Linked DNA regions of Mus musculus: regions 2 and 3 are each linked to region 1. The links are chromatin contacts, found by Hi-C or POLR2A ChIA-PET in ENCODE. All regions are on one chromosome and are shown on one strand. The core of a region is the stretch at or near the end of the contact, and the rest is flanking DNA. Distances in the headings are between cores, read along the strand shown.

What was found. A loop is a pair of places that touch in the nucleus more often than their neighbours do. ChIA-PET counts read pairs that join two places held with the same protein, here RNA polymerase II (POLR2A).
Region 2: a loop to region 1 is called in a map of heart, with 2.5 times the contacts of the local background. The contact joins the promoter of 2310015A10Rik here to the enhancer-like site in region 1. A Hi-C loop is called at or near these places in 1 of 37 maps with a recorded cell type or tissue (heart). POLR2A ChIA-PET finds 5 or more read pairs at or near these places in 1 of 5 experiments (embryonic stem cell).
Region 3: a loop to region 1 is called in a map of heart, with 1.9 times the contacts of the local background. The contact joins two enhancer-like sites. A Hi-C loop is called at or near these places in 1 of 37 maps with a recorded cell type or tissue (heart). POLR2A ChIA-PET finds 5 or more read pairs at or near these places in 1 of 5 experiments (embryonic stem cell).

The regions. Positions count from the first base shown.
Region 1 is chr12:79,885,975-79,889,980 of GRCm38, forward strand. All of the region lies in intron 1 of Gm46361 (a long non-coding RNA gene), which reads left to right. Among named protein-coding and RNA genes, the nearest start is that of Gm46362, 4.7 kb to the right of the region's middle. Within about 2 kb of position 1,680, at least 1 of the 3 ENCODE cell types and tissues checked has a DNase peak (open chromatin) inside an H3K27ac peak, as active enhancers do.
Region 2 is chr12:80,130,904-80,134,909 of GRCm38, forward strand. 2310015A10Rik (RIKEN cDNA 2310015A10 gene) reads right to left here and starts at 1,941. Exons shown (of 3, transcript NR_033514.1): 1 at 1,824-1,941; 2 at 911-1,056.
Region 3 is chr12:79,678,921-79,682,926 of GRCm38, forward strand. All of the region lies in intron 8 of Rad51b (RAD51 paralog B), which reads left to right. Among named protein-coding and RNA genes, the nearest start is that of Gm36048, 120 kb to the right of the region's middle. Within about 2 kb of position 1,682, at least 2 of the 3 ENCODE cell types and tissues checked have a DNase peak (open chromatin) inside an H3K27ac peak, as active enhancers do.

The DNA of each region.
Region 1 (4,006 bases), core at 430-2,929:
GATAACCAGACCAATCCCAGAGATTCTGTCTACCCCTTTCCTCTGCTCCCAATTCCCCGCTTCGCATGCCTCCCACTTTACATCCCTACTTAAAGTCCTCCCCTTTGCATGGAGGCCACTTCATGTGCTCTTGTAACCCCAATACCTTGCTTTACCAGGATAGACTCAGATGGAATCATTTCTTCGATCTGTCAGTGAGTGCCTTATCATTCCAGAAAATAATTAAGCAACGAGAATTGTTTCTGTGTCCCTGGCAGGAAAAAAAGGGGGCAGGGGCAAATTATTTTACCAGGCATGAGATTTAGTAACTTAATTCTATTGTTTAAAATGAAAGGTTATATGAAAATCCTGACAGATGAGCTTAGAGAGTTTGCAGCGTGTTTCTAATGGGATAGTCATCGTCCTGCCTTCTGGCCTGTCATGTTTGTCTGCCTGTCATGTTTTAACTCACAGCTTCCATAAAACCCCCAGAAAACCTTGTTTTCAATCCCATAGCTACAGCTGAGAGCAACCCTTCCCTGTCTTTATACAGTGCTCTGTGATGGTCAAAGCACTTAGCACAAATCACATTTCATAGATGAGGCAATTGACGCACATTAAAGGACTTGCTTTGATTGGCATTGCTGAGACCTGGGACTCCCACCTAAGAGCCCTACTCATTAGACCAGGCTGACTCCCAGGCATCAGAATGAAACAGCAGTGAGAAAGGAAGCCAGGGGCTGGAAACGGCTCTTCAGTTAAGAGAACTTGTTGTTCTTCCAGAGGGCTGGATTTAAGTTCCAGCACCTACATCATGGCTCACAACGCCTATAATTCTAGTTCCTGGGGGCATCCAATGCTGTCTTCTGGCCTTCTTATTCTGTGTACATGGTGTACATACATGCAGGCAAACCATCCAGACATATAAAATACAATTTAAAATGAACAAGAAAAGAGGAGCCAAGCAGTATTTTAATCCTATTTGGAATTCCAAGGAAACCTTGGAAAGAGTATCAGAACTTTGATGGTATTTGTTAGTGTGGCCCAATAGAAGAGTAGATACCTTAACAAACTTTGCACAAGACACATACATCTTGAAATCAAATCGACTAACCTTCTTGGAAATAGCAAAACTTTACACTAGAACTTGGCTTGAATGAAGAGATTCACAGCAAGCCTGAATCCTCATCACCCTTGTAAAATGATTCAGGCACCCCAGCAAAGACCCCAGTGTCTTGCTTGTGCTTGACCATGAAGGTCACCCTTCACAATGGAAGGTTAATACTGACTCCAAAGTGAGCGAGCCACTGTCTCCATCACTGCCACTTACTACAGCCTGTGCTCCGTGTTCCTTGGAAACCTCTTGCCTCAGCTTGGGCTTGACCCAACCCACTTAGAAGGAGGAGAGCAATTTTACAGCCCTGCGTGGAGTGACTCCAAGCCAGTCGTATCTATTTCCAAGTGATCTGACGCAGCAAGCAGATCATGTTTCCTTTGGAGGCTTGGCTGAGAAAAGCTGGGCTGGCAGGTCTGAGCCAGAGTGAATAAAACGACTGTCAAGAAAAATCCCAAATGGCCTCTAAGGAGGGAGGACTAATGAAATGCTCAGGTCAGAGGTGGGGTGCTTTCTGGGGAGATTGTAAAAAGAAAGGAAGATGAGGTGAGCATGTGTGAAATTTGCAAGAGTCAACAATGACAGGGGACGCCAAGCACACTGGCACATGCCCAGAACGTTCCGAGAGCAGGCACCTAGCCTGAAACAACTCTCTCTCATACACACAAAATCTAACTCTTAATTTGAAGCGTACCTTTACTCAGAATTTTTATTGGAATTTCTTACGGTTGGTTACCTGTCCACCTTGCCCCCATCCTGCCAAAGCCAGCAGCGATTCTAAGTGCTTTGCCAAAGACCAACAAAGCCCTGTATTCAATTATTCTTGTCTCAGGGAATAGAAATTAGGGAATTCCAGGAACGGGATGTGGGAACAACTGAGAAGCTAGGCTTCACTTGAGATCCTTGAAAAAGAAATAAATACCTTGTTGTTGGGATAGAAATAGAATTGGGTCTGCACAGATCATTTGAAAGGAGAAGCCAAGTCTTAGGACTGGCTCTAGCCCGCTGACTTTCTGCTCAGGATGATAAGAGCAGACCATTGACCATCAGATCCCACGGGCATGTGTCTGGCTCTTGGTTCTCTTCTTTGGCTGTACATGGGGTATTTTAAAGGGCAAGACACGGGGACAAAGCTGTTTTTCTTGAGCAAGAGGTGTGTGCGTCCAGCTCCACACTTGTCAGTGAAGCCCTTTTCCATCCAAACAGCTTGGCCACTGGATATGGTAGCAGCAAACGGCCACTTCCCCTTGCCTCATGCCCCTGACAGTCAGCTGGCCTGTTTCAGGGCCCTACTGTGTGCCAGTCATTGTCTTGGAATGGAACCAGAATGCCCTTGCCCTTGGTGTCTTGTCTATGTATCTGGACAGGAGACACCTGGGGCAGAAACAGTGTGAGAAACACTGGAGATTTGAGAAGAGGAGCCACCAGAGTAAACATGAGGACAGAAGGGGTCATCCCTAAGGTCTTTATTCTCCTTTAAGGACCCCACATTGATTTCCAAAATATCAATTATCCATTTGTTATTTAGATAGGCTTGGGGTTCAACATGAAGTGGAATATGGAATATAAAAAAGGATTGCAAGGAAAGGGCTCATGTGGCTTAGTAGGTAGAGTGCTTGCCTAGCACGTATGAGGACCTGTGTTGAATTCCCAGCTCGGCAGAAACCATGTGTGGTGCAAGCACACATATAACCCCCGGGTTTGGGGTGGAGATAGAAGCAAGATAATCAGAAATTCAAAGGTCATCCGTGGTTCTAGAGCGGGTCTGAGGTCATGAAACTGTCTGTGGAGCTGGAGAGATGGCTCAGAGGTTAAGAGCACTGTCTGTTTTACAAGATGACTCGAGTTTGAGTCTTAGTACCCACAAGGTAGCTTACATGGGCCTGTAACTCCAGTTCCATGGAATCCAACTCCCTCTTCTGGCTTCTGTGAGCACTAGCTAGGCACACATCCAGTTCACAGATAAAACACCAAACACCCCACCCATACCAGTTCTGAACACAAAGACTAGCACAAACAGCTACTGTGTTTGAACAGTTGTCTCCCATTTGTAGAGTAGAGAGAGAACCAAGAGTGGCCAGATCCCAGAGGGAATCTGCCATAGCCGGTGTGTGTGTGTGTGTGTGTGTGTGTGTGTGTGTGTGTGTGTGTGTGTCACATTCAGGTTGATGTTGGCACAGATGGAAAGGGCAGATGTCAGTGAGAGAGGGAAGATCAAGAGTGGTTTTAAGTTTTCCATTTGGGTATCTGTGGGATAGCAATTTTGTCAACTGACATAAAAGAGACAGGGGAGGAACATGTGAGGCGATTGTCATAGGAGGCAGGGTCATGATAACCAATATGCTTTAGACATGTGTGATTGGAGAGAACCACACAATGCCCAGCTCGAAGTGTCCTGTAGGCATTTGGAAATACATGTGGGAAATTCAGGAAGATGGCTGGGCCTGAGATCGTAGAGCATGGGTGGTAAGTGAAGCCAGCAGAGTAATAAGGTCACTCAAGCAGAACAAACATATCTGAAAGAGCAAACAGAAGCCCAAACCTAGAGAAGACACCATTTGATGCGGCAGCAGCAAAAGACGCTGGGGAGGAGACAGAGGGAGAGATCTAAGAGGTAGGAGGAGGAAAAAGGAGGACTTCCAGCTACTGTTGACAACAGGTCAGGGCAAAGGTCAGTGGGTATAGGAGCTGTCACTCTGGGTAAGCAGTCTGCCCAGTTCTTAGCAGGTTACTCTTACTGGGGAGCACTTAGGGATACTGGGCCATGAGACAAGCGAGCTGTGTCCATCAGGACTTACTTACGTCACCTACCATTTCTAGATGTGGATGAGTGCTGAATGTCCTACCTATGTAGGGAAGGCCTTAGCTTGACCACACCATTAGCTCCTGTCTCTTACTACCTCTTACCAAGAA
Region 2 (4,006 bases), core at 691-3,190, 250 kb after region 1:
TTTCACTTCCCATCAAGGAAGTGAAAGCCCAGGTCTCAGAGGGCCTGGTTTCAAATTGTTTTGTCACAGCTCATTTATTTTTTCCCCTTAAATAAATAAACAAAACCACCTCTTTGTTTCCCCCTTAATGAGCATTCCGCAGATCATCTGTGGCCGAGGCTTGAAAGGGGTTTTCAGGAGTCCTTCATGGGACAACTTTGGGTTTCATCTTTTAAAAGGAACAAGAAAGGATCTCTCCGTAGGCATAAACCTTCTCCAAGCTGTCCCAAGCTCTTCTTTCCTGCCTCTTCCTGGGACCCTCAGCCTACACCCCAAGTCTTGCCAAGCACTTAGCCCAGCGGTTCTCAGCCTTTCTAATGCTGAAACTCTCTAACACAGTTCCTCATGCTGTGGTGACCCACCCCCACACACCCCCAACCCATAAAATCACCTTCATTGCTACTTCATAACTGTAATTTTGCAACTGTTGTGAATCATAATGTAAATATCTGTGTCTTCCGAGGGTCCTTTGACAAACCCCCCGGGGGCGCGACCCACATGTTGAGAACCACCGGCTTAGGCCGGTCTTCAGTTGGTCCTGAGCCTGCCAGCCTGATTGTCTTCCCTTTGCCCATAGCCCAAGCCATACAGAATTGCACAGAGGGGGCTCTGAGGGCCCATCTTCTCAGTCTGGTTCACACCTATGGTTTTGGTTCCTACCGCACACACCCTGACAGTTCTACTCAGAATAACTTTCAGTAAACACACAAAAGGATTCCATTACAGGGCTTAAGGAAACACCATTATACATACTCCTGTGCTGAAGGTTCAAAACACCTGTGAATAACTCCTAGGCCCCAATCCAGATTAAAACCTATTCAGTCGCTTGGTAGTCCTCTTGCAAGGACCCGTTCCTGCATGACCTACGTACCCAGTAAGACGACCAATTTCATGATGGGCCTGACACTCATGGGTCCTCAGGATTCAGAAGGGAAGGGTGCAGCCACAAAGACTGAGAGTTGCAGAAGCCCAGTGATGACAGCATGTAGGTGGGCTAGCCAGGAAGAGGCACCTTCACTGGAAACAAAGGGGGAAATCAAGAAAGCTTCTTAGTGGGGGCTGACAGAGGAAAAGAATATTCTAGAACCTGAAAACTACAAATGCTAGAACAACCCCGATGTGTAAACTAGGCAAAGAGGAGGAGCCGTGGGGTCTTCTGTCCCTCGGATGACATCAGAATGATTGAGAAACTGGAAATGAGCTGATCACATATAGCACTGGAGCAGCTAGTCCTTGACCCTGGGTTGGTACGGCCCGAGGGCATCTACTGGAATACCACCTTGTCTCGGACCCTGCCACTGGGCTGCCAGGCAACAACAGCCTGGTGATCACTCTGACCTACTTCAACCACCCATGACTTTTAAGCTCTTTGAATATAGGGCAAAAAGAACTAGGAGGCGACTGGGACAAATCCAATCACTGACCGAAGCGCTGGCCCTGCCTACTAATGGCTAACTGATGGCATTTCCAAACACCCCAGGGAACGTGCCAGGGCCTCGAGTTTTCTTCCCGTTCTTAGAAATTCCTCCCCACGCCCATGGCATTACGGTTTCCAAATCCCAGGCCCGCCGCGGGGCTCGGTGGCCGGACCCCTGGCCGCGCCCGGAGCGGCCAGGAGCTGGTTAAGGGCGCCAAGATGGCCGGCTTGTTTTGCTCGCCGAGGCATCACGCGGAGGCTGCCCTTTGCCTCCGGGGCCGCGGTCAAGGTTCCGCCGCCCTCTCTGGCAGGCTGCCCCGGCCGGCCCGAGCGAGCCTCCTCCCCTGCGCCCTGGAGCCTCGCGAACCTTCGAGACCGGGGCGCGGCAGAGCGACAGCGCGGCCAGCCCGGAGCTTCGGGGCCGCTGCTGGCCCTTCGGCATCTCGGAGCGTCTGTCGCCCGGGCGAGCAGACTGCGGCCGCCCCGCCGGTCTTCCCCAGCCGGCCTTTCACGCCGCTCAAGCAGCCGAGGTCGTTCGATGGGCGTGGCAACACTGCCCTCCACTGGCCAGTGTGCCGAATGGCACACGCGGGGCCATCCTAACTGCCCTGGACCACCGGGCACTGAGACCCTTTCTACAGGGTTCTCAAAAGCGTACACCACACTTCCCTAGGCGTCTTCCCATCTGTTGGTCGGACTCCAACTCAGAGTTTGTATTTTATGGCATTCCAGGGTGAATGTTGCTGCTGTTGGCCGCTGGTCCTGAATCTACCAGCTCAGCCCACTTACTTAGGCCAGGGTTCTATCATCCACTCCAGTATACAGTATGCAGACAGAGCACAGAGGACCCTGATGGAGCTCTCAACCATATGGCACTTAGCGGGATAATTTCACAAATCTAAGATGACACTTGAGAAAGTTTTAAATCTTAAGTGTACGGCTGTTTGCCTATATGTATTTCTATGTACCGTGTGCCTGCAGTGCACTTTGAGGCCAGAAGAGGACTTTTTAAATCCCCTGAACTGGAATTACAGATGGCTGTAAGCTTGTAAGGTTGTAAGCACGTGAGTGCTGGGAATTGAACCTGGGTTTTCTGGAAGAGTAGCCAATGACCTTTACTGCTTATCCGTCTCTCCAGCCCCTTGAAAAAGTTTTAATTCACTTATAAAATATATATGCATATATGTATATGTGTGTATATATTTTATATAGTTATTTAAATCAGGGCAGTTTTCAAGACTGGATTCCCTCCTTCTAACATGTGGATTCTGTAGATTCTAACCAAACTCAGATCATCAGGCCTGTGAATCACCTTCACCAAACTGAACCATCTCACCAGGCCCAGTTTGGAAAAGTTTCCATGTTCTTATAGAGGAAAATATTAAGGCACTGAAAGAAGACATAAATAGGGAACTACAAACAGTCCCCAGTTTATCATAATTTCACCTGTAAGGTGAAACATAAATAATATACATTCAGTAGAAACCACAGTTGAATTTTTAATTCTGGGTTTTCCCCCGGACTAGCAATAAACACAGTATTCTTCTGCGGGAAGTTCCTACAGTCGTGAGTGGGAAGCAGACAGTGGTCTATAGTGTACTGCATGGCACAGTGGTGACGTCTGGTACGTTACGGAAGCAGGTGTACTCTCCACGCTACCTGGCCTTTTCAGTTCATTGAAGGGATTGTTGGGACAGGGCTTCACTGCGAATCAAGGAGCATGTGTGATTTATACTGGGCTGTGTGGAAGCTGTCACAAAAGGCCTTTCTGTGGAAATTCTAAAGAGGGGTCTAGAAGAAGGGAGCAGGAAGGTCCTGGAGAGAACCCAAGAAAGCGCTGGGTGTGGTGAGCAGAGGGGACCAGAGCATTGCCACCCATCCAAAGGCTGAAGGACAAAGCTATGGGAACAGAAGAGAGACCAATGGGCAAGGTCCAGACATCTGGTACCCAGGACCTCCCTCTTAAGAAGAGACCCTGGGACCCAAGATCTTAGCCACACCCAGAATGCTACCTCACCTTTAGGAACCCTAGCCAGGTACTCCTGGGCTTCTCACTGACTGAGTCCGATTTGTTTCAGCCCTTCCTTGAAGCCTGAGGGAGAATCATATTTGATATAACCAGATGCGTTGGGCAGTTGTAAGAAGACAGCGTGCCATCTTCCCACCCATGCAGTTCATGTTTTGTCTGGGGCCAATTTCTTCTGTGAACATTGTTAAGGGCCTGTTGTATGCTTGGGGCTGATGTCACAATTCCAACATGTGAGGAGGACCTCAAAGGATGCGTGCAAGCTCATGCTAGCTTTGCCCTGCCGCTCCAAGCACTTTGGAGAGCAGATAGGGGGACACGCTATCTTTCCCTGAGTCTCGGTTCTCACCCCTCCTATTTATTCCCCTCCCTAATGACTCTAGGGTTGGCCGGGTTAGCACACAGCAACCACAAATGTTGTTGTCAGGATGCTTGTTGCCTGTAGGGTGCCCATGCCAAGCTGAAGATGAGGATGGGACAGACAGCCTCTGCCTGTCTACTGCTCAGGCTTCTGTGGAGAACAT
Region 3 (4,006 bases), core at 432-2,931, 210 kb before region 1:
AATAAGTAGATATTTGGCACCAAACATTCAACATGTGGACCCTGTGAAACTTGACACTGTTATTTTTGCTCATGTTGAGCATATCACACATTCATTTATGGAGGTACCTATTCTCCATCTAAAAATGTCCAACTCCGTATGGGACAGCAACGCAGTGGAGGGTAAATATGGTTTTGTTCTGCATTTTAGCTGATGAACGGTATATCCTACTCAAGCGTAAGCTATAAACACTGTGGTGAGATTACTCAGAACATCAGCACTAACCATACCCACATTAGTGAGAAAAGCGTGGTGCACTTTTGGGAGCCTCCCAGCCGCCTGTGTCCCTGTGTGTGCAAAGCAGAGTAGAGAACTCATCTACTGTTCTCCCTGCCGCCGTTCCACTGAAAACACATTACAATCCAAAGCCCAGAAGGAAAAGGCTCTGTTGCTGTCTCTTTGTCCCACCCAGCCATTGAGGCAAGATGGGAAGGAAAGATCAGTCTTTATGGACCATGAAGATACACTCCTCCCCACCCTCATTCGCCCACCACTGTGTACCTGTCATTGAGTGCCTGGTGTCAGGTACACTAAGAAGAAAGCGGGGAGCGGTAGGAGAAGAACAAGGGGCAGAAAGAAAAGACAGCTCAGCTCTGGCCTTTAGTCAACTGGCCCTAACCTCAGTTATGTGAGAATCCCTCATTAGCAGTTCTTTTCTCTCTGCAGCACGTTCATCTCCAGCCTAGTCCTGCAGCTTTCAGTGTCTCCCTTTCTACAGCTTGTTCTGTCTGATTTACTCGGTGATGTCATAGCTTTCCTATTTTTAGAATGAGTGGAAGATAAAATGTTCCTAAGAGCAACTTGGATGGTATTGAAAGCATTAGGAAAGAAGTGTGGCGGGCATTGTTAGCAAACAGCTGGGCTATAAACACTAAGCATGAGAAATGACGGTTAAGGCCAATGGGCTATCTACACGAAAGGCCTGTGTTTGAAGAGCCTCGGAAACTCTCATGGCTGGAACATCTGGTAGTGTCAGAACCTGGGGTGGCCGAGATCAGAGGCTGCTGATTTCTGGCCCCTATGGATCAGTGAACCCTTTCAGAGTTTACGGGGAAAGGGTAGGGTGTGAGTTTTAGGTCTTTGATCACTGTGTGTGTGTGTGTGTGTGTGTGTGTGTGTCCGTATGCGTGCCTTTGTGCCTCTGTGGGTGCAATGATCCATGTTGGACTCTTGGAGGATAACTGTAGAGGCAGTTCTTCCCTTACACCTCAGGGACCAAACTCAGGTTGCCAGGCTTGTGTAGAACTTTCACCCTGAGCGGTCTTGCCAGTCCCTTTGCTAGTTTCTTATTTAAAATGTTGATTCTGTTCCAAGCAGCTGATTCCAATTGTACTTGCTTCTACCTGTTGACTCGGGTGTTCTGCATGGGAACCGCACTGCATGGCCATGGGGCCTTCCCATCTGCCTCCTTTGTGAATCTCTCTTTCAGTGCCTCCAACTTGGGCCCCAAAGAGGGATACAGCAGCTGAATGTCATTCTCTTGGGCCTTGGCCCAGGCATGCATCTCTGGAAGGATGACTGAATCCCATTCTTACGGCTGAAGTTCCTCTTGATTAGCAGCCCCTTTTGTGTGTTGTTCTTAACAGGGCCTCTGTCTCTCATGGGTAGCTTACAGGGATGTGTTTGAGAGTTCCTTCCAGCTGGGAAGCTGCCCAGCTCCCACCAGCTGAGTTGGGGGATGGCTTCCCTTTAGTTCCGCTGCCTGTGGACTACAAGGACCCCACTTCCAGCCTGGCCACAGTGGCCCTTTTCTGCTGTGCAGATTTGGCTCTGTATTCCGGTTTTCATTCTCCAGCCATCTGGGCATTTTGAGCATCCCTCTTATCTTAGTACCTTGGCACTCAGGACCACATGTCATCCTACCACAGAGATGGAAACAAAGGAAGCCTTCACCTCTGGCTTACAGTTCCCCTGGAGTCATCATAGGTTGAGTGACAGTCGGGGAGATTGTGAGAGCTGCATAGATCTGCAGTGATGTAAATGGTTTTGCTGATAGAAAGCACACACAGTGGATGACAATAGCCATGATTGTTCAGTACCAGGGTTCTTAGCTTCCTTCTTTTTTCCCTCGGCTAATTTGAAATCTAGGAGAAAGAAAAATAAAGGCCCTGGTGGCCTCCGATTGCTACAGCCTTGTCAGACCTAGAAGAGTAAGCTCAGGACTGGGTATGTCATACAAGTGAAATAGAGCTCTCTCTTAAAGATTCTGGAGACTAGTGAGCAGGCAGGGGAGACATCCTTATTAATAATGTGATTGTCCAAGTGCGAGACTCCTCCATCACTCTCAGGGTGAGATTTCCCCAATTGTGGGAATCTCGATTTTATGAGTTTAGTGGTGAACTCCATTCTCTCTCTTGCCCCATTTATGAAAGAGAGAAAGGAAGAAAGAAAGACAGAAAGAAAGAGCAAGAAAGGAAGGAGAGAGAGAGAGAGAGAGAGAGAGAGAGACTGGTCAGTGGTAGTGTGCTTGCCCTGGTTGGAGCGCCAGCACCATTCCCTGCTTTTTAAAACTCCTCTTTTTTTTTTCTTCTTCAACTTCTGGTTTGGGAAAGGTTGGATCAGAATCACTCTTCAGAGAAGCATCTGGAAAAATTAGTTCAAGCATACTAATGACAAGCTCGCTATAATTGTCTTAACTAGAGAAAAATAAGCCTGTGCCACAAAAACAGTTCTGTCCCACCCCCACCTCCATCCCCACCCCCACCCCTACCCCCACCCCCACCCCAGCCTCTGTCTCTCATGCATTCATTCTGATCCTCAGCCCTGCCCAAATACCTCTTGGAGGAGAGGTTAACAAAACAGCCTCAGACTGTCTCTCAGGATGCCTCGCAGTCCGGGAGGTCGGAAATGCCCTTAAAGGTAGTCTCTCATGTGTTTGTGTCTTTCAGAGAGTCTGATTTCACATTAGTGGCTGATCGTTTAGTTCCTAGCATTTATGTATGGTAGAAAACTCAACTTCTGCATACTTGATGCTACAGCGCAGTATGATGTTAAGATATTACTTTGCTTTGGGGCAGAAGGCAGTGCCACCTCATTCCATACCAAATTGGTGGGCCTTGTTTTTGTTTTGATACTGGTTGAAACCACAGAGACAAAGGGAAGGCTAAGAGTTCATTCTTGATTATCCTTTTGAGTCCAAGGTTCCATCCTCTAGTCTCTGTGACAGGCAATGGTGGTCACTATCCTAGAAAACCAATTTCCAATTTCCAATTTAGCCAGAATCACGGGTTCTAAATTGGGCTTCTGTTCTCAACCCAAAACTGCCACCAATACTTGTCAAAACCCAGAGAGCGTTCTGTAAAAAGCTAGCTAATGACAGTAGGTCTGGGTTCACACACAGCTTCTGGCCTTCACCTTGCTTTACTCCCTATATCTCAGTCCTCAAGTGAGGATCAGGTCTCCACATGGAAAACTGACTTCCTCATTTTTTTAAGTTGGCTCACTTTCTGTCTAAGAATCAGCCACTCTTCATCTCTGGCATTGTGTCTGAACAAGCAAACCTGTTCAGAATATAGAATTTTTGCTCCCAAAGCACAGAGCTGATTCAGTGACCTCTGCGAATCTGTAAGTGAAGAAGGAATGCAGAGTCTCTGGCACAAGTTGGTTCTACCACATGGTTTGAGGTAAATGGCCATTCTATTTCCCATTAGGAAGGGTTTGGAGCAGCTTGGCAACAGATCTGTGGCTGAGTAATTAATCTAAGAACTATAGCTCTATTCCACATAGGAGATTAAATGCCTGCTTTGGGTCACATCAAAGCTGGCCTCTTGTACTATCTGATCTTTGCAAAAGTCCCCATGTTGGACCAGCATGACAGTCTTTACGTGTGTTGCTCCCTCTGTTATAAAAGAGTGAGTGTAAATAATTTAGAGTTTTACTCACACTAATATTAAAACAAGTCACTGTCTTCCGGAGTTGATGTAAAGTCAGCACTACAAGGAATTTGAGTCAAAACAGTCCTACTGCT